Regions from separate parts of the Homo sapiens genome. Here all the other regions are linked to region 1. Evidence: chromatin loops called from intact Hi-C (ENCODE). Cell type or tissue: mammary epithelial cell. All regions are shown on one strand.

Region 1 (8,000 bases):
CACTGCACCTGGCCTATTTCTTATTTAACAAGGTGGAATTGTTATTGGTGGCAGCGCCTTTGTGGCAGGAAGATGTTAAGGCTATGTCCCCTACATCAGAGTAGGCTGGGTTCTCCCATCTCTCTGGGATTCCTCTCTCCTCCCAGACCATCTAAAGCCAGCTTGGTCTTCAGGCTGATTCAAGAAGTACTTTCTCAGTATCTCCCAGCACATTCCACACTCCAACCCAGTTTATCCCTCTCTTCTCAATAGCCTATAACCCCCACGTAAACAAATACCCACACGTATTATGTATATTAGAAATGGGCTGGGCACGGTGGCTCACGCCTGTAATCCCAGCACTTTGGGAGGCCGAGGTGAGGGGATCACGAGGTCAGGAGTTTCAGACCAGCCTGGCCAACATGGTGAAACCCTGTCTCTACTAAAAATACAAAAATTAGCTGGGCATGATGGCCTGTAATCCCAGCTACTCGGGAGGCTGAGGCTGGATAATTGCTTGAACCCGGGAGTCAGAGGTTGCAGTGAGCCGAGATCAAGCCATTGCACTCCAGCTCTAGGTGACAGGGCAAGACTCCATCTCAGAAAAAAAAAAAGAAAAAGAAATGGAGTACTTTTCCTATATCAGGCACTCTGTGTGTGTGTGCATACTTCTATATATAAAACTTCATTTGGTCCTTACAGCAACTCTGTGAGGCATACCTCATACCTTATTAGCCCAATTTTACAGATGGGGAAATTGAGGCACAGATAGGTAAGTGATTATACCTCAATCCACAAAGCTAGTAAACAGTAAATCTGAGATTAAGATCTGCATATTTGAAGCCAATTCACCTTGCTGTTATTTAGTCATTTACTTCCTTGCAACTTCACTTACAGCGTAAGATATTCCTCTTTCTTTCTTTTTTTTTGTAATTGAAACAGGGTCTCACTCTGTTGCCCAGGCTGGAGTGCAGTGGCAAGATCATAGCTCACTGCAGCCTTGAACTTCTGGGTTCAAGTGATCCTCTTGCCCCAGCCTCCTAAGTAGCTGGGACTACAGGCACCCACCACAATGCCAGCACAATTTTTTAACTTTTTGTACAGATGAGGTCTCACTGTGTTGTGCAGGATGGTCTCAAACTCATGACCTCAAGTGATCCTCCTGCATTGGCCTCCAAAAGCATTGGGATTACAGGCATAAGCCACTATGCTTGGCCAGTATTTTGGTTTTCATATTATGTTAAAAAGTCTATAAATTCCTTTAAGACAGAGATGATTTCTTAGACTATTTTTCTTTTTCTTTTCTTTTTTTTTTTGAGACTGAGTTTCACTCTTGTTGCCCAGGCTGGAGTGCAATGGCACAATCTTGGCTCACTGCAACCTCCGCCTCCCAGGTTCAAGCCATTCTCCTGCCTCAGCCTCCCAAGTAGCTAGGATTACAGGCGTGTGCCACCATGCCCGGCTAATTTTTGTATTTTTAGTAGAGACAGGGTTTCACCATGTAGGTCAGGCTGGTCTCGAACTCCTGACCTCAGGTGATCCACCTGCCTCGGCCCCCCAACGTGCTGGGATTACAGGCATGAGCCACAGTGCCCAGCCCTTCTTAGACTATTTTTCATTCCTCATAGAACCTAGGACAATATCTGGGACATAATGGGAACCCAATAAATAGTTGTCTATGAATTGTTGACCGATTATATGTAGATGGGAAGCAGCTAAAATATGTTCACGGTGTTTGTTTAATAATGTAACTATTTTCTTATACTATAAGCAGATTTTTTGGTTTATCATTTCTGCATAACAGGATTTAAACATACATGATATGTTACTATTAATGCTACACTCTTTCTAATGTGTCTATAGAAAGAATAAAAGTATAAGTGAAGTTGGTTGTACAATTATTATTATCACCAGAGCAAGTTGTGCTTGCTCTGAGGCAATTCCTCACTCCGGTTTTAAAATGTTGAGAAGGGTCTGGGCGTGGTGGCTCACGCCTGTAATCATAGCACTTTAGGAGGCCGAGGCGATGGATCACCTGAGGTCAGGAGTTTGAGACCACCCTGGCCAACACGGTGAAACCACGTCTCTACTAAAAATACAAAAACTAGCTGGGTGTGGTGTCGGGTGCCTGTAATCCCAGATACTCGGGAGGCTGAGGCAGGAGAATCGCTTGAATCCAAGGCGAGGAGGTTGCATTTAGCTGAGATTGTGCCACTTGACTCCAGCCTGGGCGAAAGAGTGAGACTCCGTCTCAAAAATAAAATAAAATAAAATATAAATATAAATAAAATTAAAAAATTAAATGTTGAGAAGGAAGAAGAGGAATATTCCCTGTTCTAACTTCTTTCCTTTGATCCTCAGTCTTGAGAATAAATTTATCATCCCCATTCTTATGAGGAAACTGAGGCTCAGAGAGTCCATGCTATTCACCCAGGGAGTGGTGGAATCAGGATTTAAAGGCAGTGTGCTTGTCTCCAAAGCCCCAACTCTTTCTACTAACAGATAATCATGATTTTAAATTCAATACTCTGTTAGTTATCCATTACTATGTAACAAATGACCCCTAAAGGTATCGGTTTATTGATAACATTAAATGTAAACATTAAACAATAAACATTTATTCTGAGGGTCAGGGAATCTGGGACCAGCTTAGCTGGGTAGCTCTGAGGCAGTCTTTCATGAAGTTGCAGCCAGGCTGTTCACTGGGGTTGTGGTCATCTCAAGGATTGACCGGGGCTGGAAAATCTGTGTATAAACTCACTCAAATGGTTGTTGGCAGGCCTCAGTTCTTTGCTGGCTGTTGGCTAGGGTGTCAGTTCCTTGCTTTCCAGGCCTTTCCATGGGCTGCCTGCCTGTCCTCACAACATGGCGACTGGCTTCCCTTGTGAGTGATGAGAGAGCCCATGATGGAAGTCATGGTATCTTAAAACCAAATATTGGAAGTAATACACCATTTTCTGCCTTATGCTGTTGGTCACACAGACCGACTTTGACAGAGTGTGGGAGGAGATTACACAAGGGTGTGAATACCCAGAGGTAAAGATCGCTGGGGCCACCTTGTGGAAGTTGGCTACCACAAGTACTTGGGCCAATTTTAGGGTCAATTGGATAAGGTCCAAATGGTGGCAACTAACAGTGCCAAGTGCACTGGCCATTTTGCAGGTACTTTTGGGCTTATTCTTTGGCGGCATATGAAGCCCACTGATGTCTCCCCTGGGCTGTGAATGTACTTGGTACTGTTGGGCCTAATAGAATATTTCTATAAAGTCTACTCTGAAGCTGCAGCCCTGAGTATAGAAGGAGCAGAGAATCCAATGCCTCTATATTTATTTTTCTTCTAAGAACTTGTACATATTTATAAGGAGACCTGGAACTTGAACTTCCAGCTTCTGTAATTGTAGATAAGGCAATGTGACCTATGGCAGGAAGAGCAGGTTGGGGATCAAGGACTTCGACACTGGAGTCAGAATCTCTACTCTGCCATTTACTAAGTGTGTGACTTTGGAAAGTTATTTCACTTCTCTGAGCTTTCATTTCCTTTACTGTAAAATAGTAATAGCATACAGTTTCTTTTGGGGGTGAGGATTAACTGAGATAAAGCACAATGTGGCAAACTGTGTTTTCCAAAGTTGGCTACACCAATATGTAGCTACATATCACATCCTACATGCTCTTTCTACGCTGTGTCATGAGAGGTGGGGTGTATGTCTCCTTCCTTTCTAAGGAATTTAGACAGATCTTTGTAACCGCACCAAGTGATGGAACATGGCCAAAGGGATGCTGAATGATTTCCAGAGTGAGGTCATAAAAGGCAATACTTTTTTCTCTGGTTCTGTCTTGGAATACTTTTTTTCCTCCCTTTTTTCCCCCTGTTTTGAGACAGAGTTTTGCTCTGTTCCCCGGGCTGAAGTGCAGTGGTGAAATCAGGGCTCACTGTAGCCTCAACCTCCTGGCCTCAAGCAATCTCTCCCACCTCAGCCTCCTGAGTTTCTGGGACTACAGGTGTGTGCCACCACACCTGGATAATTTTTAAATTTTTTGTAGAGACAGTGTCTCACTATGTTGCCCAGACTGGTCTCAAACTCCTGGGCTCAAGTGATTCTCCTGCCTTGACCTTCCAAAGCGCTGGGATTACAGACATGTGCTACTGCACGCTGCTGATGCTTGCCTTTTGATCCCAGCTGCCATGTTGTGAGGAAGCCCAGGCCACATAGTGAGGCCAGGTGTGGGTGATGCTGCTGGCCCTTAGTCAACAGCCAGTATGAACTGTTAGGCATGTACATGAAGAAGCCATCAGCCTATTCCAGCCTCCAGCCTTCAAGTTTTTTGGTTGAAGTTCCAGACATTCTGGAGGAGATTAGCCATCTCCACTGTGCTCTGTTTGAATTCCTGGCCCACAGAAAATGTGACAGATAGTAAGACTGTTGTTTTACAGCACAGTGTTTGGAAGTGACTTGTTATGTAGCAATAAATAAGTAATAAATTTGGGTTATACATTTTTAAAAAATGTATGCCTCACTGTAAGATATTTTCAAAACACTGGGCCAAAACTTTGTTTTTTCACAAGATGACTGTTTCCTAGAAGGGTTTTGGGGAAGGGACATTTTGATTTTGTTTTTCCCTGGCTGCTTTTACACATAAGATTACTTACTCTGAGTATAACGTATGTAAGAACAGACTTTTCATTCTCTATCTGCGGAGCTGTCTCATGGATTTCCAGTCCATTGCTGGGGGTTGAGCCACAGCTGTTTCTGGATTTGGCTTATCTTTTGGTTCATTGGTTCATTTGAGTTGTTTTTCAGCATTAATCAGTAGGCATCGAAGTTGTTCACATTCATTTCTTGCTCTGCACACAAATGTAATTAGGATCATGTCCACTTTTTTGACATTTTCCTTCTTTTAAAAGTGTAACCTTGATTACCAGACCAAGGCAGCTATAGGGGAAAATTAGAGCTCAGGTTGGAGTCAAAGGGCAATTGTTGCACCAGTCCTCCCAGCTTTCTAGGATCCCAGAGTGTTGCATCTTCTTCCTTCCTCTAAAGGTGCCTGCCTATGTGTGTTGGTATGTGTGTGTGGTGGGGTGGGGGAGGGAAGATGGGGGAGCTCGGAAGGTCTCCTTTGAGTTCCTGGTGCATCCTGGCCACTATCCTTGTCCTCTGGATGTGGTCCTGGGCTGCCCAGCAAGCATATGGATGTAATGAGGGTAAAGGAAGTGGGAAAGAGGAGCATGTGGCCAGGGCTCTGGCCTGCCTGTACTTTTAAAAGAAAATTGTGATAAAATACACATAACATGAAATTTACCATTTTAATTATTTTCAAGTGTACAATTTACATTCACATTGTTGTTGTGGAGGTTTTTTTCTTTTTTGTACAATACATCATGACCCTCAACACATTGTTATCACTGCTATATTCATAGCTAGAGTTTTTCATTATTCCAAAGTGAAAGCCTGTGTCTGTTAAACGTGAACTCCCCTTTCCTCCGTTCCTGTAGCCTCTGGTCACTTCTATTCTACTTTTTGTCTCTATGAATTGACTATTCTAGGTACTTCATATAAGTGGAATCATACAATATGTGTCCTTTTGTGTCTAATTTATTCACTTAGTATAATGTTTCCAAGGTTCATCCACTTGTGGCATGTATTAGAATTTCATTCTTTTTAAGACTGAATTTTGTTCATTAGGATGGCCTAAGGAAAACAAGAAGACTGAATGATATTCCCTGGTATGTATATTTCTCATTCTGTTTATCCATTCCTCCATCAGTAGACATTTGGGTTGTTTCTACCTTTTGGCTATCATAATACTGTTATGAACATTGGCATATATTTATCTGTTTGAGTTCAATTCCTTTATACCCAGAAATGCAACTGCTGGATCATATGGTGATTCTAGCATCCAGAGTCCTGATCTTGGTCTTTACTGTGTCTAAGGATCTATTTTCCGGTGGAATGAGACCCGGAGCTTCCCTGCTATCTCAGCATCCCACGGGGCTATGCAAATTAGGCTCACTGTGCTCTGGTTGTGTTTTATTGAACATTTACTTTGTGCTAGCCTCTGTGCTAAGTATAGTGTCTCTTAAATTACTCTATGAGTAGGTTTGATTATTATCCATATTTTGCAGATTAGAAAACTGAGGCATGGAGATGTTACATAACTGACCTAAGGGCACACAGATTGCAGGTGCTGAGCTAGGATTTGGACCCAGAGAGCATCATGCTAGTTCCCATGCATTTAACCTTTATGCAATTCTGCCTTTCCAAACAGATTGGCCATTAAATTCAACATCCAGGATTGTATTTGTTTATCTAGGAGAAATGAACTGCTTTAATTATGGTAAAAATCAAAGATGTAAATAAAAAAGCTAATGTAAGAAGCCCACTAGTCTCTGTGGTTTAATAGGATACTAGTGGGACATCTCTTTCATATATATATGTATATATATATGTGTGTGTGTGTGTGTGTGTGTGTGTGTATATATATATATATTTGTTGTTTGTTTATTTTTGAGACAGGTTCTCACTCTGTCATCCAAGCTAGAGTGCAGTGGGGTAAAACACGGCTCACTGCAGCCTCGATCTCTTGGCTCAAGCTATCCTCCTGCCTCAGCCTCCTGTTTATCTGGGACCACAGGTGCGCACTATGCCTGGTTAATTTTTTAATTTTTATTTTGTAGAGATGAGGTCTCACTATATTGCCCAGCTGGTCTTGAACTCCTGGCTCAAGCAATCCTCCCACCTTGGCCTCCCAAAGTGCTGGGATTACAAGCGTGAGCCACCATGCTTGGGCTCTCTTTAATATTTATGATAAAAAATTTTTTCTTAGTCTGTAAGGTATATGAGGGAACTTTGTTGTGTATAGGAGGTAGTCTTCTCTCTATATTTGCAAATGTAAATGCTCTATTTAAGATGTGGCACTCGCTGGGCACGGTGGCTCACGCCTGTAATCCCAGCACTTTGGGAAGCTGAGGCGGGCAGACCACGAGCTCAGGAGTTTGAGACAAGCCTGGCCAACATAGTGAAACCCTGTCTCGACTAAAAATTTAAAAATTTAGCCTGGCATGGTGGCGGACGCCTGTAATCCCAGCTACTCGGGAGGCTGAGGTAGGAGAATCGCTTGAACCCAGGAGGTGGAGGTTGCAGTGAGCCGAGATCGCGCCACTGAACTCCAGCCTGGCAACAGAGCGAGACTCCATCTCAAAAAAAAAAAAAAAAAAAAAAAAGAAAAGAAAAAATAGATGTGGCACTACATTGCCCTTAAGGATAACCCTGTGGATCTATATAAATTTAGCATGTTGAAACTGTCAATGAAATGTATCACTAGATGGCAGTACAAACCAAGTTTTAAAAACAACTGATTTTTAAATCTGCAAGATAAGTTAACCTGTAGGAAAGCAGCTGCATCGTTTTTGACATGATCAGGGCAACTGTATTTAATTCAGAATTGATTTTAATCACCTAGAAGAGAATTCACAATCTTTGTTAAGGCAGAAGGCCTGACAAGTGTAAAGGCTTTTACAAGGAAAGCTGCTCCTAAAATGTAAAAAATTATTGCTTTGGAGGAAGCCAAAGTTTCAAGTAAATGTTTTGACTTGAGAAACTTTGCATCAGCAAGATAGCGTCACATCTACACACTTACTTTTTGAATTCTTTCAGTTTTCCAGCCTGGTTTGGCTAAGAATCAACCTTTACTCCATAATTACAAATGTAACAGCCAATTTTGTCCTCAGGTGAAGTTCCATTCAGTTAATGCCAGAGAAAAATCCAGTGCTTAAATAATGTGGGAAGTTAGGATTGACACACAGTTTGGTTTGACATCTGAGGCCCTGAACTTATTGACTTGTGGTGGGATAACGAAACAGATCTCACCTGTCAGAAGAGGAGTCCCAACTTTTTCTTTGAGAGAGGAGTAGCCGGTAGTACGGGGTGAGGTAAACGCATTTACTTACCTTGGTTCACGAGGGTTTGGCTCTCATCTGATGAATTTTAATGTTCTAACTTGTTTCCTGACTAGGTGAGAGA
Region 2 (8,000 bases), 510 kb before region 1:
CCTGAGCCACTGCACCCAGGTAATTTTTGTATTTTTTGTAGAGACGGGATTTGGCCATGTTGGCCAGGCTGGTCTCGAATTCCTGGCCTCAAGTGATCTGCCCGCCTTGGTCTGCCAAAGTGCTGGGATTGCAGGCATGAGCCACCATGCCTGGCCGAATTTTTTTAAATTATAATTAATTGTATCATGAATATATAATATTAAATCTTGATAAATGCTATAAAGAAAATTAAACAGTAAGGGAATGAATGGGGTGGAGAGGAAGAGTTGCCTTTTTAGATAACTTTCTCAGGAAGATGGCGTCTGAGCTGAGATCTAAATTAAGAGTAAGCCATGAAGAGCAAATGGAAAGGTCCTGAGGCAGAAACATTCATGGCCTGCAGTAGCAAAGAGAAAATGTAACCTTAGACAGAACTATAAATACAGCATATAAATATGATGTCTTGACAAGTAAGATAATATTTTAACTAGCAAAAATGTGGAGGAGGCAAAAATAATAAAGACAGGCCAGGTGCAGTGGCTCACGCCTGTAATCCCAACACTTCAGGAGGCAGAGGTAGGTAGATTGCTTGAGCCCAAGAATTCGAGACCAACCTGGAAACATAGTGAGACCCCATCTCTACAACAGATAAAAAATAAGCCAAGCATGGTGGCACATTCCTGTAGTCCCAGCTACTCCAGAGTTTGAGATGGGAGGATGGCTTGAGCCCAGGTGGTTGAGGCTGCAGTGAGCTGCAATCATGCCACTGCACTCCAGCCTGGGTAACAGTATAAGACCCTGTCTAGAAAGGACAAGACAAGACAAGACAAGAATAAATGCATTAACTTAGCCGGGCGCAGTGGCTCATGCCTGTAATTCCAGCACTTTGGGAGGCCGAGGTGGGTGGATCACCTGAGGTCAGGAATTTGAGACCAGCCTGCCCAAGATGGTGAGATCCCATCTCTACTAAAAATACAAAAAATTAGCCAGGCATGGTGGTGGGCGCCTGTAATCCCAGGTACTCGGGAGGTTGAGGCAGGAGAATCACTTGAACCCAGGAGGGAGATATTGCAGTGTGCTGAGATGGCGCCACTGCACTCCAGCCTGAGCGACAAGAGCGAAACTCCATCTCAAAAATAAAAAAAAAAAAAAGAAAAAAAAAAGAAAAGAAATAGATGATATCATATAATATTTAAAGGCAAAAAAAAGACAACCATTAGAAGTAAAATAGGAGCCAACTAGAATCACTGGGAGGTCTATGGAAAGAATTAAGGGGATATATTACAAGTGTAATAAATCGTTTATCTTATATGGCAGTGAGTGAAAAATACAGTCCAAAGTTGATAAATTAATTGAGGGCTGTGTAGGCCCCAACCTGTCCGTGGTTTGGGGTTGCTCTCTGCCTCATAAAGCAAAGGGGAGCATTTGTCTTTTGGGAAGACAAAGTTGTTTTCTCTGAAAAAGCCTCCTGCATGGTTGCCTTTGGCGTGTACCAAGTATAGGACGGCCTCAACTGAAAACCTAGGCTCATCAGGGATTGAGGCCTCATGAGTCTGGGTTTTCAGTTGAGGTCTAGAGAGAAGACAGGGATTATAACTATAAAATCCTGAGTGGGATGTACTTATGCCCAAACTCAGCCTGGGCTTCATCACTGTCATACAAGTGGATTCTTTAATAATAATAATTTGTAAAAAATACAGTGCCCAAACTTGATAAATTAGCATACAAAAGTAATGCCAAGAAAGGATAATATTTACTATTACGATGATTATGAATTAAAACCAGAAACTATGAATGGTGATTGATTCTGGATGTGGACTGGTAATGTGTGGGGGGAGGAGAGACTTTCATTTTTCATTTCTGCACCTCAGTGTGACTTGAGTTCTTTCTACCCCCGCCCTTTTTTTCTTAACCTTGCATGGATAACTGTAATTTAAAAATAGCTCTAAAATAATATAGAACTTGGCCTGGCACGGTGGCTCATGCCTGTAATCCTAGCACTTTGAGAGGCCGAGGCGGTTGGACCACTTGCGGTCAGGAGTTCAAGACCAGCCTAGCCAACTTGATGAAACCTTGTCTCTACTCAAAATACAAAAATTAGCTGGGCATGGTGGCGCACACCTGTAGTCCCAGCTACTCAGGAGGCTGAGGCAGGAGAATCACTTGAAGCCAGGAGGCGGAGGTTGCAGTAAGCTGAGATTGCACCACTGCACTCCAGCCTGGGTGACAGAGCGAGATTCTGTCTCAAAAAATAAAAATAAGGCCGGGTGCGGTGGCTCACGCCTGTAATCCCAGAACTTTGGGAGGCCAAGACAGGCGGATCACAAGGTCAGGAGATCAAAACCATCCTGGCTAACACGGTGAAACCCCGTCTCTACTAAAAATACAAAAAATTAGCCGGGTGTGGTGGCGGGCACCTGTAGTCCCAGCTACTTGGGAGGCTGAGGCGAGAGAATGGCGTGAACCTGGGAGGCGGAGCTTTCAGTGAGCCGAGATCATGCCACTGCACTCCAGCCTGGGCAACAGAGCAAGACTCCATCTCAAAAAATAAATAAATAAATAAAAATATATATATACACACATAACTTATTTTTTTCCCAAAACAATTAAAGTACCCTACAAAAATACAAACCATAATAATAGTAGTAATAATTAGACTAATTCAGGAAAGAGGGAAACTCATTTGTCTTCATCAGTTTGGGCTGCTATAACAATACCATAGACTGGGTGGCTTAAACAACAGAATTTTATACCTCACAGTCCAGAGAACGTTCAAAATCCGAGTGCCAGCACGGTCCCGTCCTGGTAAAGGCCCTCCTTCTGGTTTGGAGATGGCTATCTCTTTGTTTGTTTGTTTTTTTGTTTAGTTTAGTTTTGTTTGTTTTTGAGACAGAGTGTCACTCTGTCGCCCAGGCTGGAGTGCAGTGGCACGATCTTGGCTCACTGCAACCTCCACTCCCCGGGTTGGAGTGATTCTCCTGCCTCAGCCTCCAGAGTAGCTGGAATTACAGGCGCACGCCACCACGCCCGACTAATTTTTGTATTTTTAATACAGACAGGGTTTCTCCATGTTGGCCAGGCTGGTCTCGAACTCCTGGCCTCAGTTGATCCACCCGCCTCAGCCACCCAAAGTGCTGGGACTACAGACGTGAGCCACTGTGCCTGGCCCAGGTGGCCATCTTCTTACTGTGTGCTCAGATGGCAGAGAGAGAGAAAGCAAGCTCTCTCATGGCTCTTCTTATAAGGGCACTAGCCCCATCATGTGGGCTGCATCCTCATGACCTAATTACCTCCCAAAGGCCCCATCTCCAAACACCATTACATTGGGGATTGGGATTGCAACATATGAATTTGGGAGGACACAAGCATTCAGTCCATAGCACACTGTAGGAAGTCTGAAGCTGGGGGTAACAGTATTTTAAAACTATTTAATATGTAACTAATTTTTTTCACGGTTTAGCCATTAAAAGATTAATGATCTGCCGAATACTTCTTGAAAGTCTGTTAACTCCAACAGGAAATTCCCTCTTTGGAGATAATTATCCCCTGGAGATGGCTGAGGGAATGAGCCAAATAATTCCAGCCAAAAGCCCTTGATCAACACAGTATGTCAGTTTCATGTGCAGTCTGATCTGCTTTTCCAAATTTAATTTAGATAGTGAGTACCTGAATATAGAGACTTTGTTGTGATAGATATATATCTATTTGTGAAAATGAAGATGGTATCCAAGCTTTGAAACAAATGCTGTCTACATTTATCACTTGGCAACATGTTGTGTTGGTCAATAAATCCTAAAAGATGACAGCTCTTGCACTGAAAACATTAAAAATCTTCTGTTTGCATTTATGACATGTCACTCAGCCAGCAGAGGGAGACATGGCTGTATACCTTTTAGCAGTTATTGTTTCATCAACTAGCAATAAGAAAGATATAGGGCCAGGCGCGGTGGCTTACACCTGTAATCCCAGCACTGTGTGAGGCCAAGGCAGGAGGATTGCTTGAGCCCAGAAGTTCAACACCAGCCTGGGCAACATAGTGAGACATCATCTCTATTTCTCAAAAAACAAACAAACAAACAAATATATATATATATATGGTCTACCTCAGCATCAAATAGATCTTAGTGATTACACAGACCAAGTTCTACATTTTTCAGATGAGCGAAATGAAACCCAGAACAGTAAAGTGATTGGGCTAGAGTGAACAGCTGTCTCCTGTCTGACTCCTATGTCAGTGCTCTTTCCTCTCTACGTAAGTTCTAACTGCACTCTCAGCATTTTGAAAATGTGGTTGGGGGCTGGACGCGGTGGCTCACGCCTGTAATCCCAGCACTTTGTGAGGCCAAGGAAGGCAGATCATGAGGTGAGGAGTTCGAGACCAGCCTGACCAACATGGTGAAACCCCGTCTCTACTAAAAATACAAAAATTAGTTGGGCATAGTGGAACATGCCTGTAATTCCAGCTACTCAGGAGGCTGAGGCAGGGGAATCGCTTGAATCCAGGAAGCAGAGGTTGCAGTGAGCTGAGATCATGCCACTGCACTCCAGCCTGGGTGACAGAGTGAGACTCCGTCTAAAAAAAAAAAAAAAGAAGAAGAAAATGTGGTGGGAGAGAGTATTATTGATTGTCACAATGATTGGTCAGCACTACTGTCATTTTAATGGGTGGAAATCAAATGTATAAGACATCTGCAGGCAGGGCATGGTGGCTCACACTTGTAATACCAGCACTTTGGGAGGCTGAGGTGGGAGAATTGCTTGAGCCCAGAAGTTGAAGACCAGCCTGGACAACATAGGGAGACCTCATCTCTACAAATAAAAATAAATATAAAAACTTAGTTGGGCGTGGTGGCATGTACACCTGTAGTCCTAGCTACTCAGAAAGCTGAGTGAGGAGGATCACTTGAGTCTGGGAGGCCAAGGTTACAGGGAACTGTGATCACACTGTAGCACTACAGCCTGGGTGACAGAGCGAGACCATGATTCAAAAAAAAAAAAAAATCTGTAATACAGGGACCTTTGGCAGATTGTTAACATATTCTGATTTTTCCAAGAATACAATTATATATATGAAAGGAGGATTTGACTTTATGATGTCTTGAACTTTACCAAGGGTTTTCTACCATTGCAGACAATCATAACATCTATATCACTACCATGTGGGATAATTGACTCATTACTATACAACACACCTGTATTACTCTGTGCTTGTAGCTGGCACATTTACTATGATGCTATGTGAAGACGCAAGTATCTGATTATTTCATTAAGCCTTCTTGCATAGTCATATCTTGATATGTACATATTGAAATGCTTATTTCCTTTTTTAAAGATTAAAAAAATTTAATTGATACATAATTGTACAAACTTACGGGGGTACATGTGATATTTCAATATATGCATATGTTTAGAGGTCAAATTGAGGTAACTGGGATATCCATCACCTTCAACATTGATCATATTGCTGTGTTGGAAACATTCAAATTTCTCTCTTGTGGCTATTTAAAAATATACGGCCGGGCGTGGTGGCTCATGCCTATAATCCCAGCACTTTGGGAGGCTGAGACAGGTGGATCACAAAGTCAGGAGTTCAAGACCAGCCTGACCAACATGGTGAAACCCCGTCTCTACTCAAAATACAAAAATTAGCTGGGCGTGGTGGTGCACACCCATAATCCCAGCTACTCAAGAGGCTGAGGCAGGAGAATCGCTTGAGCCCGGGAGGCAGAGGTTGCACCTGGGCAACAGAGTGAGACTCTGTCTCAAAAATAAATAAATAAATAAATAATATATATACACAAAAACAATGTTGTTAACTATAGTCACCCAGCTGTGCTATAGGATGCTAGAGTTTATTCCTCCTTTTCTTTTTTTTGAGATGGAGTCTCACTCTGTTGCCCAGGCTGGGAGTGCAATGGGGTGATCTCAGCTCACTGCAACCTCCACCTCCTGAGTTCAAGCAATTCTCCTGCCTCAGCCTCCTGAGTAGCTGGAAATACAGGTGTGCACCACCACACTGAGCTAATTTTTGTATTTTTTAGTAGAGATGGGTTTTTGCCATGTTGGCCAGGCTGGTCTTGAACTCCTGATCTCAGGTGATCCACCCACCTTGGCCTCCCAAAGTACTAGGAATACAGGTGTGAGCCACCGCACCTGGCCTATTCCCCCCTTCTAACTGTAATTTTGCATCCATTAACCATTCTCTTCCTATTCCCCCTTCCCTTACTCTTCCAAGCCTCTGGTAACTACTATATTTCCTTTATTTCTGTTTTATGATATAGGCATACCTAATTTTATTGCACTTTGCTTTATTGTACTTTGCAGACATTATATGACTTATTTTGTTTTGCTTTTTAGGGATGGGGTCTCACTATGTTCCTCAGGCAGCAGACATATTGTATTTTTTGCAAATTGAAGGTTTGTGGCAACCGTACATTAAGGAAGTTGATCAGTGCCATTTTTCCAACAGCATGTGCTCACTTCATGTCTCTATGTCACATTTTGGTAATTCTCATAATATGTTAAGCTTTTCAGTATTATTATAACTGCATGGTAATCTGTTACCAGTGATCTTTCATGTTACTATTGTAATTGTTTTGAGGCACAATGAACTGCACCACATAAGCCATTGAACTTAATCAATAAACGTTGTATGTGGTCTGACTGTTCCACCAACTGGCCATTCCCCCATCTCTCTTTCTCTACTTGGACTTTCCTATTCCCTGAGACACAAAGATATTGAAATTAGGCCAGTCAATAACACCACAGTGGCCCCTAAGTGTTCAAGTGGAAAGAGTTACATGCCTCTCACTTTAAATCAAAAGCTAGAAATGATTAATCTTAGTGAGAAAGGCATGTTGAAAGCTGAGATAGGCCAAAAGCTAGGCCCCTTCCTTGCATTACGCAGCCAAATTGTGAATGCAAAGGAAAAGTTTTTGAAAGAAGTTAAAATTGCTACTCCAGTAAGCACATGAATCATAAAGCAAAACAGCCTTATTGCTGAAATGGAGAAAGCCTGAGTGGTCCAAACAGAAGACCAAACCAGCCACAATGTTCTCATAAGCCAAAACCTAATCCAGAGCAAGGCCAATACTTTTTTTTTTTTTCAATAATTTAAATTAGAGACAGGGTTTTACTATGTTGCTCAGGCTGGTCTCAAACTCCTGGGCTCAAGAGATCTGCCCACATCAGTGCCCCAAAGTGTTGGGATTACAGGCACGAGCCACCACACGCAGCCACTCTCTCCAACTCTATGAAGACTGTGAGAGGTAAGGAAGCTAGAAAAGTTTGAAGCTGGCAGAGGATGGTTCATGAGGTTTAAGGAAAGAAGGCATCTATCTACATAGTGAAAATACAAGGTGAAACAAGTACAAGCTGCAGCAAGTTATCCAGAAGACCTAATGAAGATCATTGATGAAGATGACTACATTTTTTTTTTCGAAATGGAATCTCACACTGTCACCTGGGCTGGAGTGCAGTGGCGTGATCTCAGCTCACTGCAACCTCTGCCTCCCGGGTTCAAGTGATTCTCCTGCCTCAGCCTCCTGAGTAGCTGGGATTACAGGTCCACCACCACACTCAGATAATTTTTTGTATTTTTAGTACAGACGGGGTTTCACCATGTTGGCCAGGCTGGTCTCGAACTCCTGACCTCATGATTCACCCACCTTGGCCTCCCAAAGTGCTGGGATTACAGGCGTGAGCCACTGCACCCGGCTGAAGATGACTACATTAAGCAGACTTTCAATGTAGACAAACAGCTTTCTTTTGGAAGAAGATGCCATCTAGGACTTTCCTAGCTAGAGAGGAGAAATCAGTGCCTGGCTTCAAGGCGTCAAAGGGCAGGCTGACTTTCTCAATAGGGCCTAACGCAGCTGGTGACCTTAAGTTGAAGCCAATGCTCATTCACCATTCTGAAAATCCTAGGGCTTTTAATCCTAAGCATTATGCTAAATCTGATCTGCGTGTGCTCTATAAGTAGAACAACAAAGCCTGGATGACAGCACATCTGTTTACAGCA
Region 3 (8,000 bases), 140 kb before region 1:
AAAAAAAATTACAAACAAGAAGAATGATAGATCTACTAAATTCTTTAACTAAGGGAGTATTCATCTAGTAACTCTTTAATATAGCGCATTCCAGTTAAAAAAGATGCCATCAGGTAGAAGATGCACTATTATTTTATGCATCATTAATAAAGTAAAAACCCTATAAACTATGACACACTATTGATAGATATTTTCCTGATTTTAGAGTTGTCAGAATACAAAAATAATAGTAAGAATACACATAAAAATGGAAAAGCGTATGTTAGAATCGATGAAACACAGTGATCCATTAATTCTCCTTTTTTCTTTTTCTTTTTTTTTTTTTTTTTTAAAAAAAAAAGAGACTGGGTTTTGCTCTGTCACCCAGGCTGGAGTGCAGTGGCACAATCAAAGCTCACTGCAGCCTCAAACTCCTGTGCTCAAGCAATCTTCCTGCCTCAGCCTCCCAAGTAGTTGGCACTACAGGCATGAGCCACCATGCCCGGCTGTGATTCATTAATTTTTTAACTCGAATTCATAAAGGAATTTCTGTTAACTAGTATTACCTCAGTAAAATTACTGGCAATGTTATCAGATATGTGCAACTTACCTAGGCTGACAACGTTCACATAGATATGTATCAGGAATATGCTGCCTATCAATCCCCATGCAGTCAATATGTTGCCAAACGCTTAAAAAAAAAAAAGCAGAACATATGTAATATTATTTAAGTCATCCTTAAATTAAGATTTGATATTCCATTTAACTATCATTTAATAAGCACCTACTTTGAGCTTAGTACTCCTAAAAGGTACTCTGAGAAATTCATAGAAACGTGTCTTCAAGGCGATAAAATTTTGAGATGCAAAAGCAAGAGGATAAATATAGGATACATAAATTTTTAAAGCAGATACAATTTTAAAATATAAAATGTATAATTTATTCTACAAATATTATTAGAAATCACAATGTAGAGACGGCCACACTATTTGTAATTAATGAGAAAAGCACCTTGGAGAATAATGAACTTGACTCGAACCTCGTTTGGGAAATAGTAAGCTATCAGTGTAGCAACATTTATCAAATATCATTTATCAGATATGAAGAGAAAGTGGCCACAAGGCGCTCAACATATATGAAGAGAAATATTCATTTTGAGAAATAGAAGGAGGTTAAAATTGGATTAATGAAGTACAGTCAGATTACTTAGGACTTGGAATGTGCAGACATGTGTAAATTTCCTCTGTCAACAGGTAACAATTTTTTACAGGTGCTTTGGTGGCATGTAGTATTAATTCAAAGAAGAAACTGCAAGCAGAAAGACCAACTAAAGAGGCATTTCCAACATTCCACACTTGAGTTAAAGGAGGGCAGAACCAGAATTAACGCCAGAGAAAAATAAGTTAAAGAATGTAAGAGGCATTCTATGAGGACAGAGATTAAACCTAATTACTTTTAATAGAATACATGGACCAGTTTGAGGCAAATTTCTCAATTTGTTACTATTGTATTTTATTGCCAAGACTAATTTGTCTGAAGTTGATATATATGCCTGACTCCAAAAAGTCTTAGTTATTCCTTACATAAGAATAAACTACTTCTAATATATAACTACAGTAGCTTCCCCCTTATCCATGGTTTGCTTTTCGTGGTTTCATTTACCTGTGTTCAACCACAGTCTGAAAATATTAAGATATTTTCAGGAAGAGGGAGAGAGGGGGGCAGAAGGAAAGAGAGAGGAGACAAAGACCACATTTACTTCTATTACAGTATGCTGTTACAATTGTTGTTAAGCTCTTACTGCATCTACTTTATAAATTAAACTTTATCATAGGTATTTATGTATAGGAAAAAACAAAGTACTGTAGGGTTCAGTACTCTCTGCAGTTTCAGGCATCTACTGGGCGTCTTGGAACATATACCCCAGGGAAAGGAGGGACTACTGTACCAAACTAACTGCTACTGTGTTGTTCTTTACTTTTCAACTGAGAATGTTGGGGCAAGAACTGACAGAATGTGAAATATATATCAAAGTGGAAAAAAGATGTGAAAAAGAAAAGTAGCACAAATGACAAGGGTTAGAATAACAAATTAAACTAAATTTGTGGGGCAAGTAATGATGTCATGCAGACAACAGAAGAAACAAAGCTAGAATATGAATAAATAATCAGAGCTGTGGATGTCAGACTTCAAAGAGATGAGTATAAGTAGTAGGAACATGTAAAAATAATGAGCCAACGTAAAGTTAGAATAGAGCCTTCCAGGAGACTACAGGCTGAGCAACAGAAAAACAGAGTAACAAATATTAGAGTCATAACAAAAAGTACTCTCTGAGAAGCAAATAACTTGAATAATCCAAAAACTGTGAACTGGTCCTTCAATAATTTGTAGATGGATATAAAAACTCCTAAGGACAATTTTACTATTCTCTAATAGAGATAACTGTATCTTATATATAGACCATCGCCGTTATATCAAAAGAAGAACACTGCTAAGATTATGTATTAAAATAAAAATTACATACCAAAGTATGTAATTTATCACATTAGACAAAATCAGCCAAGAGAAAGCTTTTCTATATGACTGGCTACAATATGATTTGACATTTTCTACTATGAGGAAAGCAAAGTGTCACTGTATTTTTAGTTTTTTAATTTACCTCCTAAATAAATTTACTGAAGTCATTATTCATGGTAGAATGTATTACAGGTTATGAAAGTTTATTTTTACATTTGGAAAGGTACTACAATATGTTTTTATTATTAAGATAAACTCAGTGTTAATATTACAACTTTCCATAAAAATATCAAATTTTACATTCCACTTAATATTTGAATTTCTCATTTTTTGGCAAGAGTAAACAAACTTTTTGAAACATAATGCTAACTGCATGTTTGTATCAATAATATTCAACTCCTAATCACCTAATCTAATAGATGGGGATAATATTACAAGTAATTCAAAGTAATACTTGGCTTTAGGGTCCATTTTTATACTTACATTCAAATATGGGTATATGCCATACTGCATCACATCAAATAATTAAGCAACACCATAATGACCAGACCCAGGAAATTCTGTAAAGCTCCCCAACTTTCTTGCTCTCTACAATGCACTGCGTAAGTACTCTGCGCTTCCCACCCTATGCAGGGGATAAACTCAGTAACTTTCAGGCTGAAATCCTACTGTTCCCTCTTCATCCTCCCCAAATCCTTCCCCCCAGTCAAAAAAAAAAAAAAAAAAAAAAAAAAAACCAAGAAAAAAAAATGATACAAAACCCCACTTTCTGTCCCAATCACACCTTCTCTAGGGGAGGAGGCCTTTCTTGGTGGCTGAACCAGGGTTGGGGGAGGGGAGACTGTGGTTCTGGTTCAAGGAGACTCCAGAGTGCTGCAAGGTTCAAGTCAAAAGGAGGTGAGAGAGTCAGGTCAAACAAACATCAATGAAAATGTTTAATTTCCGCAAACTGGAAAATCACAGTTGACTAAGCACAAATTATTCCAAAGGAAATACAAAAGACTAAATTCTCTCATTTCTATCTTGTCTACTGCTATGTTTATGTACTTGTACTACTATTGAACTAAGTGAACAGAAAAATGTGATCCTACATGAAAAAAAGTTCAGAACTGACTGTCTATTACTCAGTTAACAACAGGGATTTCTAGTAAACTCTTTTTTCACATAGGAGGCTTTTTCTAGGACTGCATCAATAGTAGAAGTCCCACTTAAAATATGTATCCATTAATTCCCTTGAAAGTGACTTTAGTTATCTTTTCCAACATTACCAAAGGTTATCAGCATTCAAGAAAAATAAAATAATGGTGTAAAATATTTTACCTGCATTTGTCACAACAGATCATGTATCCATCATCATGTGTAAAACCACATATGCACCTGGTTACATCAGTACCATAACTTCCATCCTCAGATGTGCTGATTGTAGTAGCACTGGAAGTTTCATCAAAATTAGGAGTGGTAAATATGCCTACTTCATTTTTGCTAATAAGGACTGATGGAGGAGGGGAAGCCGGAGGTGTCGGAGGAGGACGAGCACCATAATTATGGTCCTGAATAATTAAACACAAATATAGCACAATATTATTTAATTTCAACAATGATATAAACCAAGCAACTTAAATAAAATTCAACCCTTAATTTCAATACTCAAGAGATATGAGACTGGCTCATTCCTTCCTTAATACCATTAAAAAAATGACTTGGTGAAGCCAGTTATTAAACCACAGCAGTAAGTGAATATATCTATCTACAAAGTGGGAGTGGTCACATTCACATCCAAATTTCATTCCCTCCCTACCAAATCATATCTTCACGTTCCTATGGTCACATACATAGCTCCACCTCCAAGATGAAAGAAGGTATTAAGATGTGAGAATAGAAGTGTTAAAAAAAAAAAAAAGAAAAAGAAAAACACACATCTCAGAAATATGGAGCCTAAAGAATAATAAAACAAGACATATTTATCACTATAAAACATATAATATAGTTTTTTAAATTTAGTAATTTTTATTCTGGTCCAAGTAGTAAGTATCTCATAATTCTACCTCCATAGTATCATAAATGTGTTGTTATGTAATTACGTTTGAATCTAAATGCTGCCTCTTACTAGATATGCAATATTTAATAAGTTAGATAGGCTTTTATTTTCTCACCTATGAAATAAAAGATGAAAACTACATCTCATGAAGTTGTTTTTAATGATTAAATAATATATGTCTGACACATAACAAGGGCTCAATAAATGGTAACTATAAAATTTACTATATAAATTACTATATAATTCAAAAACTAAAAATCAAAAAATTAAAACAAAATTAATTACTATATAATTCAAAATTAATAGTAGGTAGTACAATACAACCTTATCTGCATTCTTTTAGGAAGTAAAGAAATATAATATCAAACTATTAACAGCATAAATTGCAAAATAATAAGAGAAACAGTTCACTTTTATAGAACTTTAATCGCTTAATGGTTAATGAAAAATTAAACGCCTAATTATTTTGATAGTATGAAACAACCATGCTTTTCAAACATGCCGTTTCAAGCACAGTATCACATGCATCTACTTTCAATCTCTAAATTTAAAAATGTTTTTTCAAAGAAGTGTTTAACACTTACCGCATAGGGCAAACCAATGTAACTGTGTGAATGATGTGAGCTGCTGGTATATAACTGGTGGGGATAACTGTTGGATTTCTCAACTACCACAGGGCTAGCTTCTACGGATTCTGGTCTGGGGGGAAAAAGTTGCATCAAAGAGAATTCCATTCTTTTTTTTTCCTCTTAATCAATTTAATTAAAATGATAAAGTACTTACAGCAAAATAATGGCTATACAAATACAGTATCTACTTACAGCAGGTGGATACACTATAGATAAGATATATCCCATCTAGATTATGTGTCATAAGCAAACTTCTGTTTAAGTAAAATAAATGTCCCAATCCAATTTCAAATATAGTTTCCCTCTCTCTCATTAAAAAAAATTACTAGAGTCCAATTATTATTTAATAAACCCTACGGCACTGAGAAAACTAGCAAAGGGGTGCAAAGAAGTAGTAGAAATAATTTAAGCAAGACTAAAACACACAGAATCTATATGGACCTCAAATGGAACTGAAGTATGCATTTCAGTGTTCAAAAATATATGCATGTGTTGAGTGTGACCAGATATTAATATAATAAAGCCTTGGAAATGTCAGTAAACTTAAGTAATAGGAAGTTTCAAAATAAACCAGGATTTATACCTGAAAAAAAACATAAACAGCTATCTGTAAGATGAGCAATTCTGGTCTTAGATGATGGAGACTGATCAACTACTGATACAATTTGCCCACTGTTGTTGACTTACAAGCTCCCTGGCCTAGCATTTTACATACATCACTTTCCCAACTTCTTTACTCTTACCAATCCTCCTGAGCTCTACTTGGTTAATTCCTATTGATCAACAAGGTTGTGAACCTACATCTGAGGTCAGTTCACACTAAAATTAATCTCTCCCTTGCAAATACTCAATAACATGATTTGTTTCTGTGCCTTTATTTTACAAAACTATAACATCACTTGAAAAATTTTTCATGACAATCTTTATCCTACCTCCTATTAAAACTTTACATTAGAACTTAGTACTATTTGCACTATTATTTAGTTTAAGGATATTTAGTGGTTATATTCTGATTAGTCATGAGACTAGCAGCATAAAAAACATTTTTTACAGTCAACTGCTTCTTAATATACTGTCATCCCTTCACGAAGTCTCAATTTAGCTCTCAGTGGCTGCTGTTGTAAGCGCTGTGTGCCAGAATCAGCAAAAAGAGGAGATACAAACTGAGGTTATCTAATGGTTCTAAAGGAGATTGTGAAGAGTCTCCATTATGTTCTGAATATAGTCATGCTTTGCTTAACATTGGAGATACATTCTGAGAAATACATCATTAGGTGATTTCACCGTTGTGTGAACATGATAGAGTGTACTTTACACAAACCTAGATGGTATAGCCTACTATACACCTAGGCTAAATGGCATAACTATTGCTCCTAGGCTACAAATCTATACAGCATGTTATGCGCTGAATATCGTAGGTAACACAATGCACTGAATATTGTAGGTAACACAATGCTAAGTATTCTGTATCTAAACACATCTAAACATAGAAAATAAGGGCTGGGTGTGGTGGCTCATGCCTATGATCTCAACACTTTGGGAGTCTGAGACAGGAGGGTCACTTGAAGCCTGGAGTTCAGGAGTAGCTTGGGTAAGATAGCAAGACTTTCTCTACAGACATTAAAAATAAAAAAAAAAAACTAGCCAAGCGTGTTGGCACACGTCTGTAGTCCTAGCTACTTGGGAGGTTGAGGTGGGAGAGCTGTTTGGGCCTAGAAGTTTGAGGTTACAGTGAGCTATGATCATGTCACTGCACTCTAGCCTGGGCAACAGAATGAGACTCTGTCTCTAAAAAGAGAAAAAAACATGTACAGTAAAAAAACAATAAAAAAGATAAAAAATGGTACACGTGTAGACGGCACCTCCAATATAATCTTATGGGACCACCATTGTATTATGTGGTCTGGTGTTGACTGAAACGTTGTTATGTGTGCATGACTGTACTTTGAAAACCAATATTCACCTGTAATCCCAGCACTTTGGGAGGCAGAGGCGGGTGGATCACAAGGTCAGGAGTTCAAGACCAGCCTGGCCAAGATGGTGAAAACCCATCTCTACTAAAAATACAATAAGTAGGCAGGGGTGATGGCAGGCACCTGTAATCCCAGCTACTTGGGGGCTGAGGCAGGAGAATCACTTGAACCCAGGTGGCAGAGGTTGCAGTGAGCCGAGACTGCGCTACTGCACTCCAGCCTGGGCGACAGAGTTAAGACTCTGTCTCCAAAAAAAAAAAAAAAAAAAAAAAAAAAAAAAAACAACAACAAGAAAATCAATATTCAGCTAATGTCTATGCTGTTACATTAAGAATTATTCATTATTTTAAAAGAAATGTTTCTTAATTTCAAAATTAATACATGCTGATTGTAGAAAATCTAAATATAGCAGTAATAAGAAAATGTAAGACTATGTCTCCACCCAACTCCCAAACATTCTCATGTTAATATTGCCATGTATCTTTCTCTAAACTTTTCTATGCATCATTATATCTACACAATTTTTGCTTTTTAAAATCCGAAAATATATGTATTCATGATTTACTTTTTCCATCTTTAAATGTCAACATATATACTTTATTCTTGGTAATAATTGCTTATTTCATTATATGAATATAAATTTATTTAACAATTTCCCCTACGGGTAAATATTGACATTATTTCTATTTGTCACTATTAAAAGTACTACTGCAAATGTACATCCATTTATCTTTTCTGCATAAATGGTAGTATTTCTATAACATGAGTTCCTGTAGCTACTATTGCTGAACAAAAGGGTAAATGTACATAAAACTGATACTACCAAACTGCCTTTGATTACAACAGTGACACTTTTTAAATTCT

What was found. A loop is a pair of places that touch in the nucleus more often than their neighbours do. Peaks named below come from ENCODE experiments on the same cell type or tissue, not always from the same donor. Only the 100,000 strongest peaks of a DNase experiment are listed, where the experiment ranks them.
Region 2: a loop joins it to region 1, with 24 times the contacts of the local background. A loop is called at or near these places in 20 of 110 quality-filtered maps.
Region 3: it touches region 1 in a loop (5-fold over the local background); 5 of 110 quality-filtered maps call a loop at or near these places.

The regions. Positions count from the first base shown.
Region 1 is chr7:104,918,089-104,926,088 of GRCh38, reverse strand. It overlaps LHFPL3-AS2 (LHFPL3 antisense RNA 2), which reads left to right. Exons shown (of 4, transcript NR_027374.1): 2 at 5,664-5,704. Among named protein-coding and RNA genes, the nearest start is that of LHFPL3-AS2, 4.6 kb to the left of the region's middle. In mammary epithelial cell, CTCF peaks have their summits at 3,035 (motif pointing left) and 7,302 (motif pointing right); a DNase peak (open chromatin) is centred at 3,018; H3K27ac peaks cover 280 bases.
Region 2 is chr7:105,425,751-105,433,750 of GRCh38, reverse strand. No RefSeq gene overlaps it. Among named protein-coding and RNA genes, the nearest start is that of SRPK2, 41 kb to the right of the region's middle. In mammary epithelial cell, CTCF peaks have their summits at 3,258 and 3,845 (motif pointing right); no DNase peak of the experiment used is centred here.
Region 3 is chr7:105,059,397-105,067,396 of GRCh38, reverse strand. It overlaps KMT2E (lysine methyltransferase 2E (inactive)), which reads right to left. Exons shown (of 27, transcript NM_182931.3): 4 at 5,119-5,233; 5 at 3,817-4,046; 6 at 590-670. Among named protein-coding and RNA genes, the nearest start is that of KMT2E, 49 kb to the right of the region's middle. In mammary epithelial cell, no CTCF peak of the experiment used is centred here; no DNase peak of the experiment used is centred here.